Linked DNA regions of Homo sapiens: region 1 is linked to region 2. The links are chromatin loops, found by intact Hi-C in ENCODE. Cell type or tissue: endothelial cell of umbilical vein. All regions are shown on one strand. Links, peaks and the distances in the headings refer to the core of each region. The heading gives the core; the rest is flanking DNA.

The links. Hi-C counts contacts between places; a loop is a spot of excess contacts. Peaks named below come from ENCODE experiments on the same cell type or tissue, not always from the same donor. Only the 100,000 strongest peaks of a DNase experiment are listed, where the experiment ranks them.
Region 1: it touches region 2 in a loop (4-fold over the local background); 9 of 110 quality-filtered maps call a loop at or near these places.

Annotation. Positions count from the first base shown.
Region 1 is chr2:161,054,650-161,071,731 of GRCh38, reverse strand. No RefSeq gene overlaps it. Among named protein-coding and RNA genes, the nearest start is that of TANK-AS1, 97 kb to the left of the region's middle. RefSeq lists an enhancer at 11,416-11,585. In endothelial cell of umbilical vein, for the core only: a CTCF peak has its summit at 7,845; a DNase peak (open chromatin) is centred at 7,921.
Region 2 is chr2:160,327,783-160,344,864 of GRCh38, reverse strand. The region is part of intron 2 of RBMS1 (RNA binding motif single stranded interacting protein 1); the gene reads left to right. Among named protein-coding and RNA genes, the nearest start is that of LINC02478, 64 kb to the right of the region's middle. In endothelial cell of umbilical vein, for the core only: no CTCF peak of the experiment used is centred there; DNase peaks (open chromatin) are centred at 10,314 and 12,294.

The DNA of each region.
Region 1 (17,082 bases), core at 3,796-11,795, 730 kb before region 2:
TCTCCGACTATAACAATTTACTATGTGACCTCCTCTGTAGCGTCAATGTGACAAACTGAGGAATTTAAAGTGTCTTGGAATTATATAAACTTTTCTCATGAATAGACTGTTTTCTATATAGCAGTTTAATAAAATATCTTGTGCTAAGTTGTTTAGATATCCACTTTTCAGGGTTTTTTTTCTTATTGATAATTCCTCATCAAACTGTAAGAGGGAGGGAGGGAGAAAGAGAAAGAAAGAGAGACATTGCGTCTCATTTCCTCAGTCTCCAAATTGTGTAATTTACCACCTTCCAGGCAGGTACTCAAAATTTGTACTTGGGAAAAGGCCTTAATGAGCAAGTGGAAAATGTTTTTATAAAATTAAGGTCAAACTTACAGTTGTGATAACTTAGCAGTCATTACTACCTTTGTAACCCTGAAGGCTGTTCTTAGTCACTTGTGCATGTATACTGTATCTCCCATATGTATCAGTAAGGAGAGGCTGGTTTATATTGTGGCAACAAATAACCCCCAAGTGTTAATAACTTAAAAAAAACAAAGATTTATTTCTTGCTCACATAGGTTTATTTCCTCCTCCAGGATGCTCTCAACAGAGCACCTGCTATGGACTCTTGCTGGTCTTCATGGCAGAGGAAAGATAGCTCTGCAGGCTCTCACCCTGGCCTAGAGTAAGTAAATGCTCTGGCTCAGAAGTGTCGTACACCACCCATTTCCCCAAACACTGGCTGAGATAGTCATGTGGCCCCACCTGACAAAGGAGCCAGGAAATAGAACCCTATCATGGTCCAGAAAGGGGAGAACTAGAAGTATATGGTAAGCATTACTAATGACTGGCATGCCATTACTGCTTGCACAAAGCAGTAATGTGGGTTTCTAAAGTGAATCCAGCATTGCCCAAGAAGGCCAGCAGGCTGATGTGGTGTGATTGTTGGTCTCAGTCTGCCTCAGTGTCAATCTCCCTCATCCACTCTCCACAATATTTCCTACTGAAGCCTGTTATTTCTTTGTCAGAATTTACTCCTTATGTGAATTCTAGGCATAATTTTGTTCTCTTTTAAAATGCATATAAACATTAAGTATAGCATAATTTAGTCTGTTCATCTGATGGTTTTGGGGAGCTGGCTGATGCAGAGTTCTTGAGGATGGAAAAGTTATTTTTGAAAGACTAGAATCTCCTCTGAAGAAGGGGAGAAGGGATGTCTGAAAGTAAGTTATCTGCTTCAAATTATTTCCCAGAATAGGTCCTGACCACCAGGGTGAGGATTTATAGGGCTATGCACCATATATTGTTCCTCAGTTGCAAGCCCTGGAGCAGTCACATAATCGATTCTTGTCCATTTTAGGAAATAGGCCCCAGGAATATCAGGTTTGGGATGCTTGCAGCACAAAATGACAAGGTACATACTGAACTATACATTCTCTGGTGCCCAACACAAATAGAATTTCCATTCTTATAAATGTACAGGAATTAAAACATCATTTCTCTTGAACATTTAAAAATGCTTCCCATTATCTTTAAAAACATCTTAAAATATATTGCAGTTTGTTTTCTAATTATGCAATAAAATCACTCCCAGTTCTGGTATGTTGGTTAAAAGTCAAAACAGCTTGTATTTGAATACAGATATACACATTCAACATTTAAAAGCTGTTTTCATCATGATAATTAGACATTAAATTGTGATTTATATTGTTAAATACTGATTTAGAGTTAACCAAGTAACAGTCTGGAAATTTTGAAGTACTTTTAGAATATTATGTTATATTACGCCCATAATACATCGCATTTTTTTCTTTCCTCCCAAATTTAATGCATTATTATAATTCACATCTTAAAATATTTTGGGTAGGTAATATGTATACATAATACAAATGGCTAAAGTTACAAAATAGTTTTTCAGTGAAAAACAGGTATTTTTTCCTATCCCTGTCCCCTAATCCTCAAATTTCCCCTTCAGATATAACCACTGTTATCAATTTATTGTGTTTCCTTCCAAAGATAGTCAATGTTGCTATAATTTTCTTTTCTTTTCTGTTTTTTTGTTTTTTGTTTTTTTGTTTTTTTTTTTTTTTTTTTTGCTGTTGTTGTTGTTTTTGAGACAGAGTCTCACTCTGTCACCTAGGCTAGAGTGCAGTGGCGCAATCTTTGTTCACTGCAACTTCCGCCTCCCGGGTTCAAGAAGTTCTCCTGCCTCAGCCCCTGGAGTAGCTGGGACTACAGGTGCACCCAACCATGCCTGGCTAATTTTTGTATTTTTAGTAGAGACGGGGTTTCGCCATGTTGGCCAAGATGGTCTTGAACTCCTGACCTCAAGTGATCCACCCACCTCGACCTCCCAAAGTGCTGGGATTACATACATGAGCCACTGTGCCTGGCCGCTATAATTTTCAAGTGTGTGTGTGTGTTTGGTTTGGTTATTTGTTTGCTCTTATACTTTATGTTTTTCATTTAACAGTATGTCTTGGAGATTGTTTCATGTCACTATATACAAAGCTGCTTTATTCACCTAACAACAACATATATTCTATTATTTTAATCTATTATAATTTATTTACCCAGGTCCCTATCAATAGATATTTATGTTGTTTCAAATCTTTTTCTATGTAGACAATCCTGAAAATTATATTCTTACATTTATTTCTATATATATGTGACTTTACAGTAGACATAATCCTAGATTTGGAATGGCTAGATCAAAGGCAGATTTTGTTATAGAAATGTCATTAGCATAAATTAAATTTTATACTGTGACAATAAAATTAAAGACTTTTTTTTTAACCAAGGTGAAGTATTTGTGAAATATTTGTTCCCTTAATTGTACAACTTTGGGCTAACACAGTCAAATGAGTCATCATTTCAGACCTCAAGGGACTGAAATACTACGGGTAAAATGGCAGCTGTTTAGAAAGTACATATCTTGAAAACCATTTTATTGTCATTCTTAAAAGACTTGTTTATTAACCATATAATTGAATCTAAAAGAGATATTCAAATGTTCCTACTTATATATCTGGACTCTGAAAACTCCTAACTATAGAACATTATAATAATAGTTCTTCAAAAGTGAATGCATTTTCGAGTAAAGTTCTGTTAAAAACATCACCAGGATTAATCACATCAAACCTGTCTGGGGGTTTCATAAACAGTTGACAAAGTCAAAACAGTGATGTGCTTTGTTAAAGGGCTCACTGAAAAGCTAATTTGTAAATTGGCCATCACTTAAATGCATGTATCTAAGTTAGCTCACTGAGAACTTCTTTAGACTAGAAAATCCCCTGCTTTAAGCTTCCAAGAAGATACTTGTACTCTTTAGAAAACCTTGCATAATTACAGATGATTAGAGAAGCCATAGTAACTTCATGGGACAAAATTAGACATCCATTTCCTTCTAGAGAAGAAAGGGTGTGGTTTCCCAGAGCAGCACAGGAGGGGTTAAACTATCATTCCTTCCTGATAATTTCATATCTCTTGTATAAGATTGCTAAATGTCAAAAAGTGTTTATTTTTTTGCTAACAGTATAAAACTGAACATACTGTGAGACATAAGGTAGCAGGTGTCTTGGCTCTAAACTATCAAGTCTGTGGGCATTCTGTTATAACAGGTGCTCCAAAAAATTTGAACAGATTTTAACAAGAGCTGTATGGGCTTTTTAATTAGCCTGGTTATTCAGCATGTGTAAAAAGCATTAGGTATATGCTTAAAACATCATAGAGTCTAAAAAACAAATGCTTCACATAGTTACTCCCTCCGGCTTCTCTTTGCTTTCTGCTGTTACATTTGACGTATGTGTTTCTCTTATCACAGAATTTCCCCAGCTGAGACAAGAGCATGACAAAACATGACCAGCGGTAACAGTGATAGAGCAGAGATCCAGAATACTCTTCTGGCTGATACACAGACACGCTGTACACTTTTCATAGAACTCAAGTTTGATATGTATTAGGGGCATCCTTACCTTCCCTGGAATAGCCTCTTAAAAATTTTATATGTCTCATAAATTGACTATTATCAGAAGGATTTTACATCAACCTCTACAATATGGGAAGATGAGCTTTTACTAGGGATTCATGTTCAGGATTTAAAATTAAAAAACTTCTACCTATATTTTAATTTCTCTTACAGGTCATTATGTTAACACAGATGTTAATTTAAGACTATCTTTTTCCTTTTGTTGTTAATGTACTAATGTGACATTTGATCTTTGGGATCCAACTTTGCAGCACTAATTCATTGGTCTAGCAAACATTTTCTGAAAATCTATTATGTTGAGTTTGTGTGTGTGTGTATGTATGTGTGTGCATGTGTGCAGCAAAGAGGAGTAAAACAGATTTCCTATCTTTAAGGCACTTAAGATCAATATAAATTATAAAGTGGAATATGTTTGACTCCCTAGTGATGTAAACAGAGTATACCATGGGAGCTGAAAGGATGGGGAGATCTACATTTAATGAAACTGAGGAAAGATTCATTGAAGCAGGTGACATTTAATTTCGGTCTTGAAAGTTGAATAGAATTTTGAAGTCATGATAGAAGCTGACATTTGGGGCTACATTACAGGCACAAATGAAAGTACATTATAGGTTGTTGACTTATTGATTATAGTTATTGCATATATTGTGATCAGTGCTTAACTTTTTAGATATACAGATGTAAGGTACAGATTTATTTTAAATAAACCAAGTGAAAAGTTACCAATTACTGATTGCTTAGTGTGCCAGGTTCAGTTGCCAGGCTTTACCCACTTTGCCTCAGTTGATGTTTATGACAACCCTCTGTGAAAGGTATCATTCCACCAGTTTTACACATGAAGATACTTAGTATCAGAGAAGTTAAATAGCATATTCAAGGTCATGTGATAAGCAAGAGGTGGAGTTAGGATTTGAACTTAAATCCATCTGTTACCAAAGTACATACAGTTATTCTCCACAACACTGCACCATCCTCCTGGTTTTAAAGTAAGAAGGAATCTTGGAGATCCTTCTTGTGGATATAATTCATGCATTCTCTTGGGAGGTAAAAAAATACTCTTTATGTATAAAGTGCAGACATACATACAGTGCATATTCAGTTGTACAGTTTAACTGTGGCATTGATATTTTATGATGGAGGGTGACATGGGAAAAGAGTCTAAAAAGGCTCTGTAGGGGTGTGATCACGGAAAAAGGTTGGGAAGCATTGATCTAACTCAAGCTCTTTCACTTTTTAGGGAACAGATGTGGAATGTTGGAGAGTGAAATGACTGCCCCAGTCACACGTCTAGTCAGTGATGTATATGCATGTGTGTACTTAAAAATAAATCCACTGTTTTTAGGGGCAAAAGGCTCATGCACCACTTATCACTTTGCCAAGCTCAACAATCTTGTCCTCTCCTTTAACTCGATTTCTTTCTGGGTTTGTGCGTGGGCTTATTTATGCTCTCCCCCTTAAGCTGTGAATCACTAAATTTCAACTTCCTGGAGGTCAACAACAAGGAGTGAAATAGTCCCACCGCTAAGTCTTGACCCTGGAATATGTCATTTAAGCTGCGGTGTTTTGGGGGCACTCTTGAGCGGTCCACCTGGTGCTTCTAGAGCAGCAAGCAATGTATAGTAGGTGCTCAGAGTTATGAATTAATGCGTGAATATTGACAGTAGCAGAAAGAAAAGGGCTCAGAAGGACTGAGAACTGCTTGTCTTTTAAATTATTAAGTATTAGTTAAATTTATTTCACATGGAAACAAGCAACACTGGCTCATTTGCTGGCTGTCGGACATCTGCTGTTGAGCTAAAAGTGGCCTGAGGTCTTGAAGAAAAGTTGGGCACCAAGCAGAGCTCTTATCTTGGGGTCAGGTACTCCACTAGGTCTTGAATTCTGTTACTGCTAGTGAGCTGAGAAGGGACACCCTTAGCTTGTTTGGGGCCAGACAAGATTTCATCATGAAGGAATAATGTTAAGGAAGCCCTTAAACAGTTTTACTTACACTTTTCCTACGCATCAACACACAATCATTAAATCTGTTGAAGATAGAAGAGGGATTTTTTTTTAACCTACTGACATAAATGATTCTATTACATTTAATGTATATGTGCTATTTCCATGTATTTCCCCCCTTCTCCAGCCCCACATAAGAATGCAGTAATATGTTTTCTTTCCACAATCTGCCTAGTCTATTTCCATGGACCAATGTTATTACTTTCATGGGCATTTTTCTAAAGTTTCTTTATGTTTATAAAGCATATTATGTTATTTTTAGATAATAGGTATATTACTATTAGATAATAGATAGTAATAGATATATTAGGCTGGGTTTGGTGGCTCATGCCTGTAATCCCAGCACTTTGGGAGGCCGAGGCAGGCAGATCACCTGAGGTCAGGAGTTCGAGAGCAGCCTGGCCAACTTGGTGAAACCCCGTCTCTACTAAAAAATACGAAAATTAGCTGAGTGTGGTGGTGCGTGCGTATAATCCTAGCTTTTAGGGAGGCTGAGGCACAAGAATCGCTTGAACCTAGGAGGTGGATGTTGCAGTGAGCCGAGATTGCACAACTGCACTCCAGCCTGGGCGACAGAATGAGACTCTGTCAAAAAAAAAAAAAAATGTTATCCTCTCTCCGCTGTAACTAAAAAGTACCATATTATGCATATGGTTCCATACCTTTATTTTTTTCTCCAAATAATTTATCTTGGAAATGCTCTGCATTGGTAGTATATGTATTTGTGATGTGGTTAATTTGTTAAATTGTACTTTCTAGGAAGTGTGTCAATTTATACTTAGAGTAGAAATGTTATGAGTGCCTGTTTCTTCATAACTTTGCCAAGAGGGTGTGAACAAAGTTTTAAATTTTGCCAGGCTGAAAGGTAAATATAATATTTTGATGTCAGTTTAGTTTTCATAGCTCTAATTTTGGGTGAAGTCAACCATCTTTCCTGTGTTTAAAACCATTTTTTAAAAAATGTGTGAATCATCTAATAACATTCTTTGCAATACTGAGTTGTTGATTTTTCTTATTGATTTCTAGGAACTATTTATTTATTATAAAGAGTCTCTGATATGAGGTTACAGATGTTCCCATTTGACATCAGTGATATTAAATATTACATAATTAAAATTTTATTTTTAGAATTTGCTAGCATGATGAATTGACATTGCTGAAAAAGATTACTTGACATAATCACACTATTTATTGTCTCATATTAAAAACAAATAGGATACTTACAAAATAATTACATCTACAGATGGAACTACAGCACCCCATTTTACATTTATTTGCATTGAGACCAGTAAACTGTTCAGAGAACTAGCTGCTTGTGCTGGGGTAGAAATAATTTTGCCATTTATTTTACCAATGGTCCCTAATAAACAAATGACAAATCTAGAACGTCCAAATTTCTAAGTTTGCCCTTATGATCAACTGCCAATTGAACAAGAAACTTAACAAGGTTATGTTCATAACTTGGCAAAGTGTCTAGCATATAGGGCTTGAAAAACGTTTATTTATTATAGAGATAATATACTGAACTGCCTTTCTACCTTATTGTGCCTCAATGTAGTTACTAGAGTAGAAAAGATTTCCACTCTTGGCTGCCATTCACAGGGCTCAGCTAAGAAGTTCCCTCCCTAGCTTACATTGAACTATATGAAATTGCTGCTTTATTGGTCAAAAATGGTTGACTGTTGGCACTTTCATACGGTTCAATCTATATCTGAAAGCCTGATGCAGTTAGAGAGGATTCAGCTGTCACAGCAAAAAGCTAAAAATTTTCAATACTGGGTGGACTGGAGTTCCTAGTCTCCTCACATGTCTATGTGGGAAGTGGGGTGTCACAGCTCTCTTGCTGGAAGCGAGGACTGCAGTATTCAGCAAACACCACAAGAGGGGGCATTTCTCTTGGAAATGTGAAGACTGATGAATGCTTTTCAGACTAAGAACCGGTACAGTCAGTCTGGGGGGTGTGCCAACAGGCTAGCAATAAACATCGAGTTGGGAAGAAGAGGGGCCAGTGATTACATGTTAAGCCATTGTCTGTCTCAGAGGGAAAGTCAACAGCTTTCTGTCTGGCAGCCTTAAAGCTAGTAATGCTGAGAACAGGCAAGCCAAAGTGAAGGGAGATCATAGCAATTGTGATTTTTGCAGCCAGAATCAAAACATCAAAAGTGACAAGTAGAAAGGGCTGAAGGTGCGCCTCTTACATATTTGAAAATGTCAGCTTCTTGGGAAAATTCGAGATGATGTAAGAGCTCTGCTGCATTTGCCGGTTGAATGGCATATTCCTGTTGGAAGTTCTGGCTGCCTTGCTAAAAATGCAGTGCACTCTAGCAATCGGCCCTGTGCACAGATGTTACACAGCCTTTACATTAAGCAGATAATGCAGAAAATATTTTCCTTTGTATTGGCACAGCTGTTACCATCTTCAACTCAAAGACTGTGCAGCTCTTGATTAATAGGAGATTTGTCTTTTGTTTGGCTATGAAAGTTAGCTCTAAATGAGAGACTTGGCTGCTCTTTCGCTTGTGTAACACCACATGGTAAATGAGTGCAGAGCAAGGGAGGTCCAGACTTCTGGGGCTGGCTTGTACAATCAGTCTCCCATTGACCAAGAAACTCTGCAACAGCCAAGCCCCCTATATGAGAACATTAAGTGGCCCTAAAGAAATTGCTCAACTAGAGGGGTTCTTATTAGAAAATTAAGGAAGAAAAAGGACAATATGACAAATTACGATATACTCTCATAACATTGAATTTAGCAGTCCCAGCCTTTTTTCATTGCCCAGCATCCTAGGTCAATTAGAATTCAGTGATTCTTGGATTCAGTTAGTGAATTGTTATAATTTGACTCTGAGATAATAAACAGGTAATTATTTCTCTTCTGTACTCCCCTCTCCCCACCCCAAATCCTCCAAAACATTTAAGCTAACTGGGGTGTTTTGCTATGGTGGTTTGTTGGAATTCTTTCTCCTCCACATCCAAAATAAACCATCATGTTTTTACTTGTTTTTCTGAGAAAGCAACACAGATGTTACGTTAAAAAATGTGAGCTTTAGCTTGTTATTGTGTATAAGCATGAAAATGGCTGTCTTATACATTGTAGCAAGTGTAAGCTGTCCTATCTCATGCTGAAAGGAAGCAACTTACCAGTAATGCTGGTGCCAGATTAAGATTCTCAGTGCATCACAAATGAATTACCATGTCTGTTATTTTAAAGGAGAAAAGAAAATGGCAAAAAAAAAAAAAAAAAAAAAAACCCACAAGAAACAAACAAAACCAACCAAAGCCAAGAAATATAAGAAGGGGGACATTGGGCCAGACTTTGCTAAAAGGTACATAACTCACTTTAGATTATCAGCTGGATAGATTATCCTGTTTCATTTCTAAAACAGATTTTGCAAGTGAGTAGTGAACAAGGAATCGTTGATTGCTCTTTTGGCTGTTTGAGTTCTTATGGCCCAGAGATGAGAATATTCAGATAACAGGTCTTTCATATTTTGTGTGTGTTCCACAAAACCACATGTGAAGAGAAACATTTTAATATATTGATTTGTCATAATAAGTGCTCAATAAATGTGTTATTGAAACAATGAATTAAAGGGAATCTTAGGGAACTCTACTACATATAGTGTGTGAAGTGCATCACAGATAATAAATACAATAAATAGGGTCTGGGAGGTGGATAGAGATGGTTTCTGCTGGGGAAAAGGGTGGAAAACAGTGGATGTCTTCTTCCAGCTGCAAGTCCTTGAAATATGAGCCGTAGCTTCCTCTTCCCCACAAGTTTCACTTTAATTCCTAGATAAAATAAGAGAAAAACAGATACGTGTTGAGGGCTGAGTTACAGAGGTCTTGTATGTTCAAGATCTGTGTCTTTTTCAAACATTCCCCGTATTTATCCTGACCATCGGCTTGCATCAATAAGCCAGAGATAAGCTTTGCAAGAAGTGGAAAGGAGAATTTATCAGGGAACAGAGATGGTGGAATATCAGAGAGACATTGTATTAGTGAGGGTTCTCTAGAGGGACAGAACTAATAAGATAGATGTATATATGAGAGGGAGTTTATTAAGGAGAATTGACTCACACGATCACAAGGTGAAGTCACACAATAGGCCATCTGCAAGTTGAGGAGCAAGGAAGCCAGTGGTTGATCAATCCAAATCCCAAAACCTTAAAAGTAGGGAAGCTGACAGTGCAGCCTTCAGTCTGTGGCCAAAGGTCCAAGAGCCCCTGGCAAACACTGGTCCAAGTCCAAGAGTCCAAAAGCTGAAGAACTTGGAGTCTGATGACTGAGGGCAGGAAGCATCCAGCATGGGAGAAAGATGAAGGCCGGAAGACACAGCAAATCTGGTCCTTCCATGTTCTCTGGTCTGCTTTATTCTGGCTGCTCTGGCAGCTGATTAGATGATGCCCTCCCAGAATGAAGGTGGGTCTCCTTCTAGTCCACTGACTCCAATGTTAATCTCCTTTGCAATACCCTCACAGACACAATGAGGAACAATACTTTGCATCCTTCAATCCAATCAAGTTGACACTCAATATTAACTATTACAGACACCCTTGGAATAGTCCAGAGGCTTTAATTGTAATCCTTTCTTGGAGATTACTCTGACCATATCTGTTCATGATGCTCTTCTATTAGCAAAGAAGAAGAGCCAGTGCTTTGTGATAAAGGCCCACCTGGGGCCAGTGTGTCAAAATTAGAGTAGAGGAGGTTTGAGTCAACAGGTGTTTTCCATTATTATAATTCGGCTCTCACCTGCACTCAGGATTAGCAAGACCTGCTTCAGGCATTCACAGCTGAGAGGAAAATGGAACATCTGGGTTGCAATTTTTCTTAGGTCTACATTTCAGAGTGATATTTTGTGTCAGTTTCCTTGAAATGGAAATAAAGTTTTGGTTCAGGGCATGTCTGTGTAGCTATTTGTATTTCACAGGAATGTGGGCTTTCTTACAAGGAACTAAAGAGTTTTAGAAATTCTCAGGTCTTGTTTATGAGGTTGTTAAGCCATCTGTGACATTATATGCATTTTCCACAAGGATTTCAAGAAAAGGAGATACGAGTGTGTTCTGCCCCATCGTATAACTCATTGTTGGGTCAACATAGGACTTAAATTCTTGTTAGTTTTCTAGATAAAAGTGGAGAGTGAGAGGAGGCTTAGAATGTTTAGTGTAATTGTTGTTCATTGGTTTTGTGCAGGAGATAGGGACTTCTGTGGATGCTTATGAAGAGTACTGAAGCACTGAGTAGAAATGGGATACAGTTCCTAGATGATTGTAAATATATATTTTTGTCTCTAAGTGAATTCCAAGGCCTGAAAGTGACATGATTTACTTTACTACAATAGAGCTGTCCTTAGTGAAACTCATGAGAACACTACGTTTTATCCTCAAGGATCAAGAGAGTGGACAGTAGAATTTCTCCCCTGCATCCACACCACTGACATTGTGCTTATTTGTCAAGGCCAGATCCTAAAATCTGAACATGCCATTGAGGCATGTGTGTCATGGCCACAGATACGTGTTGAGGGCTGAGTTACAGAGGTCTTGTATGTTCAAGACCTGTATCTTTTTCAAACATTCCCCGTATTTATCCTGACCATGTGTTTGCATCAATAATCCAGTTTGCAGCACCCTTCTAATAGCCTATTCTCTAAATATTTTAGGATTTTAGCCTGATGCTAACTTCCTGCCTTAGAAGAGGAGAAAGGGGAAAAGAATAGAAGGGGAAAATTTGAATTCTCTTAAATTTTCTAAGGATAATGAGGTTATGATTTCATGAAGATACAGTGTTTCTCTGGGGGCATCAGTCAGGCTAGACAATTGTTCTTCCTACTAAATGGAACCAGATATTCATAGGGGCATAAGGATGCTTTCCAATTTCATGAGTTCTACAGCTGGCATACAAAGACTATGGTTTCTCTAGAATCTAGAGATTCTCCTCCAAGAGGAGTCTGAGGTAATGCTGGAATTATAAAGCTCTGAAGTTAGAAGTCTAGAAGTTACAAGCTTCTAGGTCAATTTCACTAATAAAAATCTAGAACACAAACAGGACTGTCTCTGCCTGGAGCTCTCCCTCCTTGATGAACCAGTGCCTGATCCCTGGCCTCTGTCTGCTCTGGTGTCAGGCCATTCTAACTTGGCTTGACTACAAGGCAACTTCTTGTTCCACGCTGTGTCCAACCTTCTCTGACCTATGCCAAACCCCTGTGCCACTCATTGCCAACACTGACTATGTCTGTCCCCATTGCCTGCCTCAGATGAGGCTAGCAGTTTGCTTTTCCAGAACACACTCATATTTCTTTTGCTATAGTACAAACACATGTTGTTCAATGTTAAGAAAGATGATATTTGAAAATCAAACCCTCACATCTGATGGACTAGGCAGCATTCCTTGTTCTAGATGGGAACAATAAGCTTAGCTGACCAGGTGAGGATGCAAGGCCTGTGGCAGTAGCCTGGCGCTGGAGGTTGGGATGGTAGATGGAGTCAGGGTGGGTCACAGTTCAGTGCCAGCTGGAGCCCAGGTCATAATAGCCTCATGGAAAATTCCTTGGAGTTAGGGTTTTATCTGGAGACTGATGTAGTAGCTGCTTCTTTATTCCTGGTCACCCAAGTGTTCTCTGATTTATCCTTAATACCTAAAAGAGCCACCAAGATAAGTGTTGTTCCCTGGGAGAAGGATTCCTAGAGCTAAGTGTTCTTGGTTTCTGTGTCTAAACCAGAGTCAAGTCTGCCCTTGGCATGTTGAACGTCTGTGGAATCTGATTCCTCTTAGGAGAATGCACACCCTGACCCCTTCCTGAAGGAGTCAGTAACATTTTTTAAGCCTTTACTATGATCTAGGCACTCTTAAGTATTTTCTATAGGCCTAGAATTCTATGACATTCTGTATATATTGTTGCCATTTTACTGTTATGGAAATTGAGGCTCATCAAGGTAAAGTAACTCCCCCAAAGTCACATAATCAATATGAAGCAGAGCTTGGCTTGAACCTAGGTCTGCTGGACTGCAAAGTCTGCAACTACTCCATGGAACAGAAAGAGAAATTCCTGCAACGGGATCATGATTAGATAGATTATTTATACCATAAAGGACCTTTTTTTCATATATACACACAGAATGCCTCTAAATAGTGAAATCTATTAGTAAGTTTCAAATGTCTGATTTTGAAAAGATCAAGGTATGCTACTTTACAGCAAAGTGCATTATTGCATAAAGCAAGCTACAACTTGCAACTTTTGTATGTCTGTTTTCTTGGCAATGTTCAATAATGTTGTATTCTTCACTTAATTACTTCCTGTTTTTTTTAGGTTGCTTTATCCTTAATTTCTCCACATTATCATATTAATTACGCTTTTCAAATGTGATAATACCTTTTCATATATTCTCAAGGAAATGCTCTTTTTACCACTGGGCTATTTTGCTCTAGAAACAGAGATAACAAGCTGGGCACAGTGGTTCACGCCTGTAATCCCAGCACTTTGGGAGGCTGAGGCAGGTGAATTACCTGAGGTTAGGAGTTTGAGACCAGCCTAACCAACATGGAGAAACCTTGTTTCTATTAAAAATACAAAATCAGCTGGGAGTGGTGGTGCATGCCTGTAATTCCAGCTACTCGGGAGGCAGAGACAGGAGAATCGCTTGAACCCAGGATGCGGAGGTTGTGGTGAGCCGAGATCGCACCATTGCACTCCAGCCTGGGCAACAAGAGTGAAACTCCATCTCAAAAAAAAAAAAAAAACCCCACAAAAATAGAGATAACACAACTAATCTTCAATTCAAGAAGAGGCTTTGGATACTGGGAAGAAAAAGCAGCAACTCCAAAATAATGTTACCACCAACTCTTGCCCTCCTCCTCTACTTCACAGCAGCCTCCTCTGCTGGTGGCATTGCTGGCAAGAGCTTCTGCTGGCCCCCGCCCCACTGTGAAGCCTAATTGTGTTAAGCCCATTAATGATCCATTTGTTTCTTCTCCTCCTGCTTCCACAAAAGGAAATGTATTATTCATGGATAACCTTTCTCCCCTCTCCCTTTGTGTTTTAGCAATACTCTAGACCATCTGAATTTCATATTGTTGCACAGACTGTGATATTGGCTGTTTCAGTGTCTCTGTTGTGAAATTACTCCATTGTCATCAGACATTAACAGGGTTCAAGTAAACATTTGGGTAGCAGCTCCTTGTTTCACTTAGAACTCCAGCCATCCTTCCTAATGGCTCTCAACTGGCCCACTTCAGCAGAAAGTTGGTCGAATCTCCATTCTATTCTCTTGGGGAGACGCCACTTGCTTCTTGTGTATCTAACAAATATCCTACCAGCTACTGAAACCTCCTCTGGAGGTACAGGAGTTGTGATCACATTTTTTCTCCATGTTATCTTTGATCATCAACACCAACAAAATAAAGCTGTGTCCTAAGAGCTATAGCTCTATCTTTAATTGGTTGGGCCTATTCTACAGCACTTCAGGACCAGGGTCTTTGGGGGATAGGACTCTGTGCTTTTGTATACCAATAAAACCCTGTTTAAAGTGGTTGCTCTGACAAACATATGAAAAGAGCTCAACATCACTGATCATTAGAGAAATGCAAATCAAAACTATAGTGAGATACCATCTCATGCCAGTGGAACGGAAATTATTAAAAAGTCAAGAAACAGATGCTGGTGAGACTGTGAAGTAATAGGAATGCTTTCACACTGTTGGTGGGAGTTTAAATTAGTTCAACCATTGTGAAAGACAGTGTGGCAATTCCTCAAGGATCTAGAACCAGAAATACCATTTGACCCAGCAATCCCATTATTGGGTATATACCCAAAGGAATATAAATCATTCTATTATAAAGATACATGGACACATATGTTCATTGCAGTACTATTCACAATAGCAAAGACATGGAATCAACCCAAATGCCCATCAGTGATAGACTGGATAAAGAAAATGTGTTACTTATTCACCATGGAATACTATGCAGCCACAAAAAGGAATGAGATCATGTCTTTTGCAGAAACATGGATGTTAGAAGCAGATAATCGGTGTCACCAAGAAAAGTCAGCATGGAGACAAAGGATCTCTCAGCAAGGCAACCTTTACTTTCTGCAGAAAGGGTGCTGCTTGCCAGCAGTCTTGCCACGAGAGCACACTGAACAAAGAGGATAAAAATATTTATATCTGACACATCCGTACCCTACTGCTGTGTCCTGATTCCATTGGCTGGAATTGGACCTCACAGTCTAGGCTGCTCCCGATTGGCTAAAGGTTTAAAACTTTTCCTAAAGAGATAATGGCAGAGAAGAACAAAGGAAAGGAGGAAGTTTCTTATGAAAAGACTTAGAAAAGTAATAACATTCCCAAATAAGGAAGGGGCATAGGCTGCGAGCTGGGACATGCTTGTGAGCACATCTAGCACAGATATCTTGGTTAAAGTACAAGGTCATAGAATGTACTATGTGCCTGTGAGCATGTCTAGCATAAAGTTAGTCTTTAAAAGAAACTATTATTTCTAACACTTATGACTTATTCTTTAACAAGAAGAGAAACAGTAAAAAGGAACTTTTACTTTCTGCAAAGAAGAAGCTGGAAGCCATTATCCTCAGCAAACTAATACAGGGACAGAACACCAAAACCGCACATTCTCACTTATAAGCAGGAGCTGAACAATGAGAACGCATAGACACAGGGAGGGGAAAAATACACACTGGGGCCTGTTGTAGGGGCTGGGGGGAGAGGAAGAGTATTACAATAAATAGCTAATTCATGCAGGGCTTAATACCTAGGTGATGGGTTGATAGGTGCAGCAAGCCACCATGGCACATGTTTACCTCTGTAACAAACCTGCACGTCCTGCACTTGTATCCTGGAACTTAAAAGAAAAAATGGTTGCTCTGTCTTCTGCCCAGCTGTATATGGCTTTTTGAATTTAAATGAATAAAAATGAAAATTTCAGTTACGCTAACCACAGTTCCTGTGCTCCATAGCCACATGTGACTAGTGACTGCTGTATTAGACAACACAGTAGAATGTCCATCATCTCAGAAAGTTCTAATGGCCAGCAGTGGTCTAGTAATGCTAAGAGCTAAAGCTTTTTGTGTACCTCTTATGTGCTGGGCACTGTTTGCAGCATTCTACATGTATGAATTCTCTTATTCCTTATAGCAAACCTAGGAGTTAGATACTATTTGTCTGATTTATAGATGAGCAGACACAGGCACAGAGAGCTTATTTACATCATAAAACCACTTGCATCACATCCTTAATATGTGACACAGACAAGACAGTCACAGGCAATCTGTCTCCAGAGCCCAAGCTCTGCACCTCCTGGCTCTCACACTGGATACATTAGAAAGAGATGGAGCCCCAGACTAACTATGATTTAAATAAATGCTTCTATTTTCAAAGAATGAAAGACTGTTAATCTAGTAATCATTGCTTCCCTGCCCTTCCTGGCCCTGACTCTGCTCTGAGCAGATGGTTGACCTTCCATTTTATAAAAAGGAAAGAGGCAAAACACCTTTTTCCTTCAACCATTTTCTTTGCTACTTGACTACTGCCCTGTTTCTTCAATTTTTGTCTCCTCTCTTGTATCCTCCTAAAAACGGCTAATACCTTTACCGGCCTGTCTGATTTCATCCTTTCCCACCTCACTCAGAAACAAGCTGCCATTGCTTACTTTCTCTCTAATCAATGTTTTCCCTCGGTAAGATTCTTTATCTTTGCAGAAAACACGTGTGGTACTTTTCTTCCCTATGCCTTTGTTTAAATATGCCAGCCCAGCTTCTAGTTCTCCCTTCAGAGTTAACAGGTATCATCTGTTTAGGAGGCCCTTCAGCCCCATCACCTCCCCTTTCCTCAGACCAGGCCACCAGGCTAATAAATGCTCTTGTTCAGTGCTTCCGTAGCCTGCTGGTTACCTGGCTTCAGGTTGAACAATGTAGTTACATTTCTGTTTTCTCCTCTAAATTGTATACTGCTTGAGAGTAAGGATCAAGTTCTAATCATCTCTGGATCTTGCCAGCCGCACAATGTAGGCACTAAATAAATGTTGATTGGAATATAACCATTTATTCTGAAAAGAAAACCGCACCAAACACCTAAACATGTCATCTTTCTTTTGAC
Region 2 (17,082 bases), core at 6,003-14,002:
GTCCAGTTTAATAAGCTTTTATTGGGCATCTACTATGTGTCCAGCACTGTGCTAAATGGTGGGATGATATGAAGCCCAACCAGCAGAGCCCCCCATAGCTCATGGTACCTAACACCCATCTGTACTGTAATAATGGGTTTTCTTCTCTGTTCTCTCTAGTGTCTGAACTGAATGCTAACACTTAGTAGGCACTCAGTAAATAGTTGCAAAATGAACACAGTTGTAAATGTTTTGCCATTTCCATGCACTTGGCTCTTGAAAATTAAAATTTGACCTCCTTTTGAATAATTTACACCTTTATAGAAACCATTGGTGTTTCCATATACTGTTGGAGTCGTAGACTAAAGTGTTCATTAAGAATGAAACAACTTCTAGAAATAACAACAACAAAAAACAAAAGAAAAATGAAGTGTTCATCAAGGCAGGCAAAACATCATAGATAGGGAATGGGATGCAAAAATATATTTGCCCATCTTCTGCCTTTGGGTGTGGCTCCACGGAAGGTATCTCAGAAAGTTAAGTGCTTAATCTTGGTTAAAACTTCTAGAGGAATAAACCACTGTCTTTCTTAGTAATACCTGCTGTTCCCCCCAGTTGCTGCTTACAAGTTACCTCTTTTGCCTTCTTTACTGGCTATTGCGAGGACTATGTGGCATCGTTAGTTTTACAATTAAAATATCAGAAGTGGGTTGTTTTACCGATTTCATCTTGACTTTTAAAAAATATAACTTTCAGGTTAAAAGAAAGAAAATGTCCATTTAAAAGGTAGCAGCTGCTTTCCTAATGACAAGTTGTTCAGATTCCTAATTACTTTTCATATCTTTAATCTTGCACACCAGTGAAAAATAACTTATTCATATCTTTTGAAGATGTTATATTTGGCCAACAAAGAGTAGGATAGGAAAATATGTTTATTTAAAACATATTTGCGATTCCTATGATATTGTTTTAAATGTTAGCCTAATTTCATTCAGTAAATTCAGTTTCTTGTAGCTCATGTTCTTGAACTTTGAAAAATATATTATGCAATTTGCTAAATTAATAACGCATCAAAAGTAGAATAGAATATATTGTGGTCTTGCCTTCTGGATAGTTTATTTTTAGGTTTTAAAAAGGGGCTCCACTCTAATTATTCTCCTAATGGCAGAACAAGTGCTATAAAATAGTATTTTACAATCACAGATGCCTCATAAGAAGCCATTTTATATCGTCTTTACTCCCATTTTCTCTGGTTGATAATTAAATTTTACTCCAGGTGACTCACAGCAGAGGTCAGAACTTCCTATAATGGCAATAATGCACATTAATAACTGTGTGGTAGCCAGTAACATGATCCTTAATTAGAACCAGTAATCCGATAGGCTTAATAATGAAACAGGAGGCCCCACTGAACTTGTTCCATTTTCATATGCAGACCCAGGACAAAGCCATGGCTGTAATTTGGCTACAATAAGACAGCAAAATGTGGCTCAGTGCTGCTGTATTGCTAACTAAAATCAGTCTGTCATTTTAATGTAGACTTCTTGTTTTTAATTTTTTAAAAATTTATGACATTCCAAGAGAATTTCTGAAATGCAAATCAGCCATCTTTGAACATACAAGTAATGCACACTCTGCCTTTATTTTTAGAAATATTCACTAGAAGTCTGATTCTGTTTGCCTGAGATTCAGTGAAAAGAGGAATCTTTGAGAACTCTGCAGTTGCCCCTCCTTGGGTGTAGCATTTCACTGAAGTGAGCCTTTTTGCCCAGCTGGCAGTGGTCTTCTTCTGGATGTGGTCTGTAATGGAAGTGTTGCCTGGGATCTCAGTTTGTCTTATCAGTAAGTTTCCATGAGCTCCATGCCATGGTGGCTTCATAGGTCCCTTATTCCAGTTCATGGGAGATAATTGTTTTTTCTTTTCTTTCTTTTTGTTTTTGTTTGTTTTTGAGGCAGTCTCACTCTTGTTGCCCAGGCTGGAATGCGATGGCATGATCTCAGCTCACTGCAACCTCCGCTTTCCGGGTTCAAATGATTCTTCTGCCTCAGCCTCCCAAGTAACTAGGATTACAAGCGCCTGCCACCGTACCCGGCTATTTTTTTTTTTTTTTTTTTTGTATTTTGTATTTTTAGTAGAGATGGGATTTCACCATGTTAGCCAGTCTGGTCTCAAAACTCCTGACCTCACGTGATCCGCCCACCTCGGCCTCCCTAAGTGCTGGGATTACAGGCGTGAGCCACCTCACCCAGCCAATAATTATTTTTTCACATATCATTTGGACATCCCTAAGTTTCACTGGTAATGGGGTAATGGCAATCTAACATTTTTCACACATATATATATATATAAAGTCTGTTGATTTTCCTTTCTGAAATGCTAACTTGATATGTGCCTCTTAAGGACTTTGACATGAGCAGATGATATGGATGCTTGCTTCCGGGTGGAGTGAGTGTCTGTCTGACCTCTAGAATATGCTCTATTTCTGCTGTGACTCTAACTTAGTCTTAAGAGGAGACTTGACTGTTTGAACATTTAAATACTCTAAATAGTCCACTGGCACTATTAACAAATAAATATAATGGCTTTTAAAAATAAGCTTTTCTTATTTTGCATTACATGTGTTACATCTTTCAGTTACTGTAAGGAACACAAGTGAATAGCTGCTTAGATTATTTATGTTTAAAATTTTATGGGAACATAGATTTAGATTATTGGATACTCAAAACACATGCTTCTCAGAAGATGATTTTTGTCTCCCAGTTTAATGATATTATGCCAAGTATTAATAGAAGCCATTTTCTATGAGGAGAAGGGTCAGATATTTAAGGTAAATTTCTGTAAATGACAGTAATAAAGCAGCTGCTCAGAATTCAGGACATCTCAATTAGCCCTTTGAAAAACAAGTTACTGTCATTTGATTTCACAGGCAAGTTCATCTAGGTTTTAGGATCACATTTTAAGACTGCAAAACGAAATTTTAGTCATAAATGTTTTAAAACATATAACTAGATTGGAGGTGAAAGGTCAACCTTAGGTCTTGCCCAGGTTCATTTATCAACACAAATATTTATTGTGAGATTCAAAATGGAAGGGAAATTGAGATGTGAGATAAAATTATTTGAACATTTTAATGTACCTTGCTAGTTCAGTTTAAAACATAAAACAGATGGTAGCACAGCACAACTGCCCTATTGCCTCCCTATTTATGAACACCCATTTCTAGGAGTCCCTAAAAACAGGGACAATGTCCTTGAGATACTGTCTAATTAAGATTTATTTTCTTGTGGTTTATGGTTTGTTTTTTCAGTTCTGATTCCTTTCTGGGCCCTGAATTCTGAATTCTCCCCTCCTCACAGTGAAGATGAGATTCCCCTTCCCCTTTTGGGCTACCAAGAGGGAGACTTTCTGTCATTGACAGTGGTACCAAGTAATCAGCTTCAGTGTCAGGATGAAAGTGCCGGGACTCAGGGCTCTCCTCTGCCACAGTCACTCACCCTGCAGGAACAGTGAGATGGGTGCTGGTAGAGGGAAGGTCATTATGGGACTGAAGATGGTAGTAAAAGGGTGTTTATCACAATGTCATTTGTAATACCAAAACATTGGAAACAATATAAATACTCAGAAATAATGAGTTTATAGTGTGTTCATTAAAACATTTATTGCAGATCTTGCTTTGGAGGAATATTTAATGACATGAAAAAATTTTCATTATATGATTAAGTAAAAAGGATTTAATACTTACAGAGCCAACATCCCAGTTCTGTTAAAAAATTTTCGTTATCCCTCCACCCACTCAAACATATATTTTTTTAAGCTCTAAAATAACTAATAATTTTTCTGATTCTTCAAGACCAATTTTATAATATTTTTAAAAGAACATTTTATAAAAGGGGAGAAATGGGGAAAATGAGAGTAAACTGTGAAAATGTACTTAGTCACCAGATTCAGAACCATCATTTGGTGTATGACACTGTCTATAAAAGTTGGGTATTTAAGTTGGCTTAAAGGTATTGATCATGCCTCTAAGACTTACATGAGTTTTACAATAGCAAGTGTTAAAAAATCTGTATGTTTACTAACATGCCTATGGGTATCCCAGTTTTCTAAAAAAGTAAATTGGAAGTTTTACAAACATTAATGGATGGACAAATACTGCTAATTTATTTAGCTTTAGACTCAGGAAGTTTTCTTTGTTTTGCTAGGTTTTTTTTTCTGGATGGTGGTAACAGTTTGCCCATCTTTTATAAGTTGTATATCAGAAAATTCTTACCTACATTTCTTCCTACTTGAATTTGCACCTGCCTCAGATCTTTTTCAAGTGTTGTTGGTTCCTCACACTCCAAGCCCCCTATAATTTCTATTGTTGTTTCCTTAGGGTCTCTGTTCCACCCTTTCCCCCATGTACCCTGAGGTATGCTAGCGTGTTTCTGCTGTTACTAGATTACACCTTGGAGAACCGAAAGCTAGTGTTGGGCCTCTACCTCCTGGGAAAATGTTTTGAGAAATTCTTCCTTCTAAAGTCTTCCAGAGTCTCATATCTGCCATAAGAAGATAAACTCAAAGATGTCTCTTTTTAAAGCTGTCACTGGAATTGAGCAGAATTAGAGATGTTTTCAAATAATTGTCTCATCTGGCTACTTTAGGTATTTTAACCTATAGTCCTTAAATAAGGTTGATCCATTAATAAATGACAGCAAAGAAATAGTATGTTTTAATATTTTCTGTCAAAAGTAACATAGGTCATGAAAAATTAGAAAAAAATAACATTAAAAAGTATATAGAAGAAAGTAAGAATCAAAAAGTAATACCATTGGTGAAGAAGCCCTCTCAACAGTTGATTGGCTAATACTGAAATTAATCTAAACTGATCCTTTAAGGTCTACACAACAGAGCAACAGATTTGTACATGTTATGTGTGTGTCTAAGAGTGAGAATGACTGAGACATCAGAACCTGAACAGTACAGGCTTCTAAAGGATGAGGACATAGAGTTACATAGCACTCTGAGTATTGTGAACATTTGATGAGCAGTAATGATCTAAACATCAATGCAAAGATAAATACCTTTAAAACATGTTGCTGTGTGTTTACTCACAGTAGCTTATAACGGTTTACTTTGGTTGCAAAGGCTGTTTTTTATATATACGTGTATGTATGTGTATGTGTGTGTATATATATATATATTTTAATTGCATCTCTCACACACACGTATGTAAAGATGTATGTCAGTATGGGGAAGATATAGACTATATTCATTTTGCTGTTTTGGACCTTTCAATAAGAACCTTTTTAAAAGACACATCATGGTGTGTAATAAATACACTCTTGTGTTTTACTTCCTGGCACCGTGGCAAAAATTAATTTACAGATGCTTTTCCCAGAACTTTTAGATCACCACAAATGATTTAGAGCATCACCATGGCTTTGACATCTGTTTGTTTCCAACTACATCCAAAACACAGGAAAAACGAGTAACAAGTCATTGTTACCATAAACTTCAAAGGAATAAGAGCTCAAAATATTTTTTTCCTGGAATTTTATCTTGAATGTTATTAAAATAACTTGTTCATCAATTTAGAATTTGTGCTGAGATGGTCATGTTATTCAAAATGAAAACATTTGTTTCAGTGGACTGGAAGGAGTTGTGTTACAGGTAAAGGAAAAAGGGAAAATGTAACTCTCTCGTTAGATGACATGCAATAGAATTTTTCTTCAGAGTCTGTGCAGCTGGCTTCTTGGCTTTTTCTTCAGCAGCTCCTCCCACCATGCCTGGCCTCCAGTGCTGAGGGCGCTGGGGAGAGAGATGTGATTTGGCTCAGGCAGGCCTAATGAAACCCTGCTTGCCTGTGTAATAGGTGGATGATCCTGGACAACTTGCTTTTGCTTCCTGGCCTCAGTGTTCTCTGTTCATAAAGTAGGGATTATAATGCCTGTGATGAGGATTAAGTAAGGTAACATATGTAAAGCTCCTTGGCCAGTGCCTGGCACAAATAGGGCCTGGAACCAATAGTGTTTGCTTCATTCTCTTTCCTCAACTCTCCTCTTCTGCCTATTGAGTGGGTGATTATCAGAGGCTCCTCTGTGCACACCCTGTCTTCTCTGTCTTATGGCCACTACCTTTTCTTTTTTGAACTTTTAAGTCTTTTAAATTAAAAAATCAATTCAACCACCATTTATTTAGCACCAATTATGTCAAAGGTGTTGTGGTAGATAGCATAGCACATAAAAATGAATAAAACAGTTTCTATCCTTAACAAGATTAAAATATATGTGAGAAAAAGATATATAGATAGCAAGCAGGATATGATGACTGCTTTCCCAATGTATAAGGAATACCAGATTTGGTTGGGGAGATGAGCTTGACATGCCATTATTGTGCACTTTCATCTAGACCTTATTTAGATAGACAATAGAATGTACTGTAACTTTTTTCTAGTATACATAAAATTGAGTACTCTATAGTCTCTCGTCACTACAGTAAAGGAGGAGTGAAAAAGTGTGCAATCAACAAACTCCAACTTTCTCAGTTATATCATTGGGTGGTGGACACTCCCAGAATCATGTATTACATATTTTATAAAGATTTGTGGAAAATATTTTCATTAAGTTCATCACATATTTATTCATATTAAGAACTGCCCTAGGCTTTAAATTTTTAATTTCCAATTTGGATGCATAACAGTAGTTTTACTTTTTGAAAATCTGGTATTCTTTATTTTCTGCCTCACCTTTCCATAAGGAGGACAGTTACCAATTTTGCAGTATTTAATAAGGATGGTATTTTTGGTACTGGGATGTCCAGAGGAAATCTGTAACCTACATACTGAGCTCACTGCTGTCACCAAAGCTTTCTACCTGTGTCTGCTGTTGTATGCTAACTGGGACATTGTTCCCAGGATTCCATGTACGATTGTGGGCATTGTCACCTGCACAAGCACAAGAATGCCTGGTCGGGGGTGAATGGAGCTGATATCCATCTCACACTGAGTCACCAAGTCCTGTACTTCAGAGATTGACCCTTCCCATACAGGGTACATTTTTCTAATTTGCAAGAAAGGTGCCCTAAGAGCTAGTGGCTTCCCTGATTGCTCCCCTAACATCATGTGGTTAAATTTTGGTATCTCAGACAAGTAGAGGCTGCGGATCTGCAGGGTCAATTGGCTTCAGATTTAGTCAATTTCTTGTTTTTTAGGCAGTGAATAAATATGTGGTTCCCCTCCCCCCCAGTTTTTTTCTTAAAATGAAGCTCATCAAACAAATGTACCATTCTGAGGTGTGTTCTCAAGTCATATATTATAATTCATTTCACTCAAAGTATATGATTAAAGCTCATTCAAAGCCCTAAGAGTTGGGAATGAAGGAAGAATTGTAGGATGTTCTGCTGTGCCACAAGACTTAATTTATACCATTTATTAGTCTTACCAAGTACATTGAAAGGAAAAAGTTGTTGGGGGCCAGGCACGATGGCTTACATCTGTAATCCCAGCACTTTGGGAGGCTGAGTGGGGCGGATCACTTGAGGTCAGGAATTCGAGACCAGCCTGGCCAACATGGTGAAACCCCGCCTTATTAAAAATACAAAAAATTAGCCAGCTGCAGTGACATGAACCTATAATCCCAGCTATTCAGGAGGCTGAGGCAGGAGGATCGCTTGAACCCAGGAGGTGGAGGTTGCATTGAGCTGAGATCATGCCATTGCACTCCAGCCTGGGCGATAGAGCGAGACTCTGGCTCAAAAAAAAAAAAAAAAGAAAAGAAAAAGAAAAACGAAAAGAAAATGCTTCTGGGACTTTTCAAGTATGCCTTGCTATTCAGACATTCTCAGAGATTAACCCCAAAAGTGAGTGATTATCTCCCTGAGACCCAGGGTTAGAAAAATAACTTCAGAAGTACAAAAGTTGGATTATTGCCCTAATGTGAGCCCACTTTAAAGCAACTACCATAAACAATCTAAAGCAGAGTCTGCAACTGTGTTAGCCATGGTTTAAATGGTGCCAAGCTACTATTTCCCATGGCAAGGGAAATGTTAAACTGTGAAAGAGGCAACAGCCCATAAACATCTATATCTGCGTACACAGCACAGTGGCCACCAGCCGCATGTGGCTATTGAGTGCTTGAAATGTGGCGAGTCCAAATAGAGATACGCTGGCAGTATAAAATACACACTGGATTTCAAATACTTAGGAAAAAAAAGTCAAACATCTCAATATTTTTATATTCATTACATGTTGAAATGATAATATTTTGGAGATACTGTATTGAAAATATTATTGAAAATAATTTCATCTGTTTTTTTAATGTGGTTGCTAGAAAATTTTAAATTACAAATGTCAGCTGCATTTGTGATTTGCATTCTGTTTCTATTGGACAGCACTGATCTAGGTATTTCAAGAGAAAAGAAGGTGGGGAATGTGTATTTGGTTTCTTCATGGTCTGTGTCTCCCAGGATACAATATCCTGTTCCCTCTTTCTTAGAGGCATGGGTTGTCTCCCCGCTAAAAAACAAGGCCATACAGTATCACTGATGACATGCTTTTTCCACTCTGTGGCTATTCTGCAGTTCACTTAGTATTTAGATTGTTAACTTTTCTATGTAATCTTTGCCACAGAGTGTTTGTATACATTCTTAATAATTTTCTTAGGAGAAATGACTTAGCTTTTGCTGCAGATTGCCAAACTGCACTCTGGGTATAACCAATTTGCTCTTACCAGATGTGTATGCCTAGTTTGTCATTTTCCCTCTGACCTGGGATTTTTCACTTTTTGTTTTTGTTGTTGTTGTTATCTTTGCCAATTTGATAGTGTGTGTTATCTCTATTAGAAAAGGGAACACACCTAAATTTCACACCCTAACATGAGCTGCTCAGTGTAAAATAACAGGAGAAAATGATGAAGGACAGCTTATCCTAACCCACTTTGGCTAAAGGTTTGAATTAATTTGCAGTCTATGCAGAAGAGTATCAGACTCAGTGACCATTCCAAATTATACTTTTAATGAATGGTCCTCTTTGTCAGCTGTGAAGACCATAAGAAACAAATAATTAAAAATGCACAGAATACCTGGCAGGATGAATCCTGTGGGAACCAATCCGTAAATGTGCCCTAGACACAAAGGGAAGCTAAGAACAGTTAACATTACATGTAGTTTTGGAAGTATATAATGAAGATCCTGGGGAAAAGAGTCCTTCTCGACTGGGAAGTTTTTAATTGGCATGACTATATGGGATACAGTTACATCAGGATTGTAAGTCCAATTAGCCAAGATTCTACGAAAATCTGTTCTGTGCTTCCTGAACTTGAGAACAAATGAAAAGAAAACCCAAACATACTTTAGCTTTCCTTCTTTTCATTTAGCGAGAGCAGGAACGAGTTGGTCTTATGAAATTGATTGTCACTGTTGTCTCCAGCACATTAACATTTTTTACACACAACAATTTGAACAGTTCTCTAGGAGTTTGCTGTCCTGTAACTGTCATGTCTGGGTTTGCTGCATGGTGTAACAGTAAGAGCATCTCAGCCCATTGGTGAATCGGATGCTGCCAGACATTGCTTTGCCACCCTCCTTCTCCCAGCTACTCCATATTCTGAGTAGGAGCTTGATGTTCCTGCAAATCATTATACCTTTGCATTTTTTCACTTGGTTCATTAGTTTGATAATAAAATACATTTAAAAAATTTCCCCCTAAATGATGTTTTATGCATTCTCTCATCCCCTTTTCAAGTGGTGGATAGGTCCACCACATGCCATTTCTCCAGGAATCATTTCTCTCTCTCTGTTGAGCTTGTGTGTACAAATCATATTCTTTAGATTCTAAACATATCATCCTCTTTCTTCTGCAGGGTTGATTGGAACAGATTTTAATCCTCATTACTTTGCTTTTATTATGTGATGAGCTGAAGGGTTTTGACCTTTTTGTTTCTGAGATAAATATCCCTTTTTTTTTTTCACATTTCAGGATAAAATCTTAGGTATCCATTATAGCTTTAAGTGTTTGTCTCAAAAACTACCGTTTTGGGTTGTGTTTTCCCCCAGAATCACTTCAAGTCTCTACTCATATTAGTATACATTTAAAACTTGTGATTTAAACTTAGCCTGGAATGGTGACTAAAGGGTTGAATTTTAGGTTGAACTTTTTCTGTTTCATCTCCCTAAAGAAGGGGGCTGTGTTGCATTATTTCCTTGGCTCCATACATTCCTCCTGGCTCGGGTCCATTCTTGGCTCTGGTAATGATCTCTTCCCTTCTTAGCCAACAGTTTCCTTAACACACATAGTCACTGGAAGTGGCTACTCAAAGAGCTTCAGTGGAACCTGACTCAGACTCGTTACTGAGGACCTACCAAATAACCTGATTTTATTTTCTGGTTTCTTTCAACTGCAGTGCAGTGGGGAAAGATGAGTCATTTGTCCCCTCTGCCTTAGTTTCCTTCCTTGTAGAACAGGATTAATGGTACCGCCTTTGCCAGGTTGCCGCAGGCTTGGATGAGATAATGTGTCAAATGTGACAGTACTTTTAAAACTTTGTCATAGAAGTCAAGTACTTGTCATAGCTCTCTCCTGGTTTTTACTCTGACTGCCCACATATTCATTGCTAAACTCATTAGAAATAACAAATTCTCCTTCTGTTAGCTCATATGGTTACTCAAAAATATTTTGTTGAGCACCTAAAATGCATTACTACATCTTATTCTCCTTTTCTGCAAAATCTCCTTACATAATGTTGTGTCAGCTAAATGGAAATCTTTAAGTACTATAGATAAATGCTCTGTGAACATTGATGGAGGATTTCCTCATTAGAAAGAATGAAAATGTTGATAGAACTGAGTTTTCAAAATAATCATTGTCAAAAAAAGGATTTATAAATATGGGCATCTCATGTCTGTGGTACTAGAATAAGTGCTGTACCACTCATGTTTTCATGCATTTAAAATGAATGCACTTTTTATCTCTTTTTTTTTTAAGTTCACTAGAGTTCATGCTGAAATGTTATGGGGCTTCATCTCTCTGAGGTACTTGTTGGTTTTAGAAAAACGGGTTTGTTATCTCCTGAGTTTCCATCACAACATCTCTCTGATTCTTCTATGATTGTTTCTTCTGTTTTATGCTCAGCCACTAGAAGGAAATTTGATTTTTCATTTAATGGACCTAGAAGTGCTTATTACTCTCCACCACCCATCCTGTACTTCACTTTCCCCGTTCCTGTCTTATTGGCTCCATCAGTGAATTGTGTGGTTTGGGAAGAGCTTGGAGTTAGGTCTAGGAAATGAGCTTCAGCTTCAAGCCATTCCCTGCCTTCCTTCTGAGTTAAGGTGTTTGTGAGAGGAAACAAGCAGGGGCCTGGAGCAATTACTGAGCCCAGTGTAGGCTTGGGTGTTAAGGAGGTCATTATCACCTTCTTCTGGATGTGGTTTGGAACAGGGACTGGCCTGTGGAAGGGTCCCAGGCTGGCCTGGTGGGGGCTGACCCAGGTAAAACAAAACAAATATTTTGATAAGTTGAGCTCTGAGCAGTTAAGTAGTGGGAAAGGGCACATAAGTTTTCTTCAGGACTGTATCATTTATTGTACCTCCATTCTACAACACATACTGTGTTCCTAACAAGAGAATGGGAATTATTATTATTAGGATCACAATATAGATGATTTATAATACATATTTCTCAAATAACACAGGAGAGATAATCATTTCATATCCCTGCCTTTCCCTCAACTCGATCTCAAAGAAAGCCCACCTACCCTTTCTGCCCCCACCTCCATCATCACCCAGCAGCCTCTGGGGTGAGGTCTGCAAAGAGTGAACTCACCTCCACCTGGGTTGCCTTACGTCTTGAATCCCATTTTAATGCCAGAGCTGGTACATTTACTCTTTAAAGTATAAAATAGTTTATACTTATTTTATGTATGTGTGTGTATAGACATATGCACATATGAGTGTATGTGTATGTCTGTATAAACACTCGTGTATGCATTTATACACATATAAAGTATGTTTTATATATATAAAACATTATATATATAAAATATATGTATAAAAAACATACTTTATATATATATATAAAACCATGTCATGTAAAGAAGCTTTCTGGTTCCATGCTTTGACCCCATGTCTTCAGTGATTTTCTAGTATCACTAGGATCTCAGCTCCCCTTGGAGGATTCACTCCTTTTTGGCTCTGAGGGGTCTTTTGACAGACCTGTAAAATCCTGCATGGATGTTCAGGACCCATTTTTACCCTGACCATTTAAGCATACAAAGTTAAGTAAGCCCTGAACAAAGCGGGAGAGGAAGCAGGAAGTCAGGGCAGTGGAGGGGTTGTGTTCTGCTAATTCAGCAGGATAGTCACAGGAAGTGTGAGGAGGCATCATTGCTGATAACATGCTCACTTCAGCTGAATCCCAGAGAGAATGAGGAGAAAAGCTAATCAGATGCCTCCCCCTGTTGTTTGATTTTTTTTTTCTCTTATGTGGATTTTTGTTTGTGGCATGGTCAATTCATACAAGATTTTACAAAATTGTATTGGGACGTTTTTGTCCCAGTTTATAACTTGAAATTAAAATAAATTGAATGCTGTGAGGTGTGGTTTTTAAAAGGTATCTTTGCCGCTATTCTTTTACTCAGTAATTCTGTACATGTAATCATTATATTTACTGACATTCATCTTGTATCAACAAGAAGTCCAGTCCTCTTTCAAAGCAGGGATATCAAAGCCTCTATCCCCAACCCACCATATTTTAGTAGTTTCCTAGATTTTTAGATTTTAAGGACCAGTAAACTAAACAAAAATAATTAGGGTTAGGGATCCAGCATAGAGTCAAAAAGAACACAAACTCCAACAACCACCATCTTTTATCACTCTTTCTTAAAAAGAAAGACCATTTCACTATCAAAAAAATTAGAAGTACATAATCGAACTTAATTTTTTGACAAATCCATGGCACCTATTTTTCTGCTGACACAGTGGTGATCATCTTTCCCCAGGTTAGTTTTTGTGAAACCCTGCTCTGCAGCACCCTCCCTGACCCAGGCTAGTTCTGCTAGAAAACTTCTAGTGACTGCAAACACTCGACTCCAGTTCTTGGAAAGGCCTGCTTTATAGTCTTTCCTTTTCTAGGTAAGCATCGGTAAGAACTTCAACTGTTCCTTCCTTGTAGGATGTGATTTCTAGCTCTTTGTTTATGGTGCTTACTCTCTTCTGAAAGAGCTCAGAAGACCAGGTTAAAGGAGATGTTTAGAATAATTGCATTCAATGTAGAAAACACTTCATGAAAACAGGCTGTCTTATTTATTTATTCCTCCACTCCTTTCTTCTGAATGTCAAATGTTTATTATTTTCAGGCACTATGCTGAGGCCTCATATACGAGGAGGAAAACACACAGTCCAAGGGCACACACCTAATGGGGATGACAGCCATGCAGATAATGTAGCAGTGTGCTGATTGCTGCACCAAGATGCTGCGTGGACAGGATGCCATGGGCAGAGTGCAGAGACAGCACTCAGCTCAGCCAGGGAAGGTCGGAAAATGCTAGAGAATGCCATTAAACTGAGTCTTGCAGAAAGATGCTAAATTTCCCTGGTGAAGGAAAATCTTAAAGGGCAGGAAATTAAGGTGGAGCAGGGCAGGACAGGGACCTGTATAGCGATATACAGGCAAGCTGGCTGGAGTTTTATTCATTTGTTAAGACTGCTGTAACACAGTACCACAACCTGGGTAGCTTAAAACAACTAATAGTTACTGTCTTACGGTTGTGGAGGCTAGAAATCCAAAATTAAGGTGTCAGCAGGGCCATGCTCCCTTTGAAACCTGTGGGGGAACATGCTTCGTTACCTCTTCCAGCTTTGGTAGTTTGTCAGCAATCCTTAGTAAGTTCCTGGCTTGCAGGAATCTCTCCCTCCAATCTCTGCCTCCGTTTTCACGCAGCCTTCTCCCCATGTGTCTCTGTTCACATCTCCCTCTTATGAGGACAATAGTCACACTGGATTAGGGCCTACCCTGAGAGACTCATCTTAACTTGACTACATCTTCAAAGACCCTGTTTCTAAATAAGATCACCTTCAGAGGTCTTGGGGCATAGGACTTCCACATATCTTTTGGGGGAACACAGTTCAACCCATAACAGTGAGTGTTGGAGAATGGTGAGCAGAAAGGCCCAAGAGCATAGTGTCTTTCTATGATCGGCTCATTTTTTTTTTTTCAGTGCAACCTATATTTTAGTTATTCTGGGAACTTGAACTTGTGCTTAATCAAAAGCAAACAAACAAAAAAAAAAAACATATTTTCATGTGAACAAGCCAAGGCTTTTTCTAAATTTGTACAGTTGATTTTGCCCCTTTGGAACTTATGTATAAGACCTATTTTTCCCTAGTGAATGTTATTTTATTGACTTTGGCTAAGTATTCATTCTAGCCTGTTGAAATAATTGGAAGTGTTAATTCTGTCATCTTACATTCACCATCCCCCTGAGCTTTGGGACATTTATATATTTGATAAGTGTGCCACCAATGACCTGATTTATGTCATTGTTTAAAATGTCTTTTACAAGTGCTGGCCAAGAACAGAGCTATATGGCATATCCCCAGATGCCTCCCTTCGTGTTCACCATGACCGCTAACCAACAGTTGACAACTCAATCACTCGTTCATCCAGTTACCCACTCACTCAAGCCACATTTCATCTTCCCAGGTTTCTTCATCTGATGTATGAGCAAATAATGATTTTTTTATTTAACTCAAATCAGAATACATTATGTAACATTCCTAAGCAGCCCTGATTTTCTCACCACTCCCCAAAGTAGAAATAGCAAAAGTTTAATGTTCTTACAGTTCTGGAGGTTACAAGTCTAAAATTAAGGTGTCATGACTTGCTCTTAAGGACTTTGCTAGTACTTGTTCTTTTCATAAGTGTCTCTGACCTTCTATTTACTAATCCAATCTAGAATTTTGCCTCAGATCAACATTGGTCTTATCTGCCTTTAGTTTCTAGAATCTAGTTTTTTTGTTTTTTAAGGAATCTGAATAGCATTTTGCCATCCTATCAACAGCTCTCCTATTATGCAAGGTTTCTCAAAACAAGATTGGTAAATGCTTACTGACAATCATATAGATAAGAAGCACTTTTAGCCCTGATCTCCATACCCAGACCCTACACTTGCCAACTACAAGCAGAAGAACATCATTATCTGGAAAACAGTGGATTCAAGCTCTATTGAGGGTGAGGCATGTTTACCTTCATTTGGGATATGGTAATTGTGAGAAACTGATACTAAAGTAATTTTACAGCATTTGGTGCTCTTTATAGTTACGTGTTTTCATATAAAGATAATTCCTCTCTGATTTTCTTGAGTTTCAAGATTCTGAATTTTTGGAGCCGTACTATCCTACCTCCGCAATGATTGCTCATCTTTATCTGCAGTATCTAAGGACAGGGTAGTTTGCAGACAAACCAGTAAGAAATCAATACGGGGGGCTATGTATCCTTTTCCATCAGATCCGCTCTTACAGCTGTAACCATTGTCACAAGTGACCTTTGAGCCAAACGTCTAAGTTTAGAAACGTCAACTCTGCTGGCAGGCTGTGGTAGCATTCCCTTGCTTATACAGTCCAAGTGTGTCTTTTACTAGGGATATGTTTATATCCTATCCCCAAATTTTTTAGAGCTGAAGTGAGTAAAATAGATATCATTTTCCTTGTCAGTCTGTTCTTCAGACTGGCTTTTCAAGGTCACAGGGCAGTCAGGATTTATTACTTGAGAAAAGGATGGACTACGTTTGAAAATCAATATGCTGGTGGAGTGTTTTGGATCAAAGCCAGCGTTAGTGTTCAGTCGAAGAAATGTCCAATTTGACTCTTGCCTTTTTAGCTTGTATCAGAATCAAGAGAAATTTCTAGGTAATTTTGCACACTGTTTTAATAGCTTCAGATAACTCTGTTTTGCTTCAGAGAGGATGTTTACTTTTACTGTCTGTCATGCTGTTCTTGTTTTGAATGAAGCAGTCATTTATGGTTTTCAGTGATGGAGTTTAATGCATTCACTTTCTACAGATTCTGACACAGTTATCTGGTTGTGTATGTGTGTGTAAGATTTCCAGTTGTGTGATTTACTTTAAAAGGAGTGACAAATTTAGAGACACTTGAAAAACAGTTTAGAAACGAAAGCTTTTCTGGGTTTTTTGCACACGTTCCGCCCCACCCCAGCCCCTTATAGTTTTGTTTCCGTGGTGTTGGGGGCGGGGGGAGGGTGCTAATTTTTAATTCCATTTTAAGTTCCTAAATTGCCTTGCTTCCCTCCTGTGATTTTTTGAGCTAAATTGGCATAAACTATAAGGTCATATTCATTTTCTAAGGCAAAATGTATTTCCCTTCTCCTCACTGCTGCCAATTCCCCACACCAAACACTTTTTGGGGGAAAATCATATTACATGTTTATATTTTATTCACTCAAACCAATGTATGTTGAGAGGTTACAATATGAAAAAAAAAAAAACTGTGCTGAAAAGTTACAAAAAAGTTGTGTCTCTCTTTTCTCAATATTTTGCCACATTGGATCACATTGATATTAGGGTAAGAAGGTAGTCTAGGTAAATGCTCTCAAGTCTCAAGTAATTAGAAGTGCCCTTAATTGAAGGGTATGGGAGAAAAGAATAACACTTATTAGTCATTGAATATTCATTATATGTCAGGCACCATAGTGGTCATTTATAACAGTGCTGTGAGGGAGACATTATCATACAACTTTACAGATGAGGATCCTGAGGCCAGGCAACTAACTACACCAGAGTCACAGGGCTGCCCATTGGCCATATCAGCACTTGATATGGTCTCTCTGGTGGCAACTCTCTCTTCTTTCCATTATAACATTGTCTTCCTTATGTTTCAGTAAAGTTAAGTAGTATATAAACACAAGGGTGACACTGTCAAAGCAAAGAAAATACATTACAGGTTTTGGTGGGAGAGGAAGAAAATTTAAGAAATAATTATTGTCAGTTCATAAATTCAATTCAGAAATAGAAGGCCACTTTCTATGATCAAATTGCCTTTGCTTTAAAAGTTGGACATTCATCAGTGTTTGAGACATTTAGGGATTCATTTTTATGATAGATAATATACAT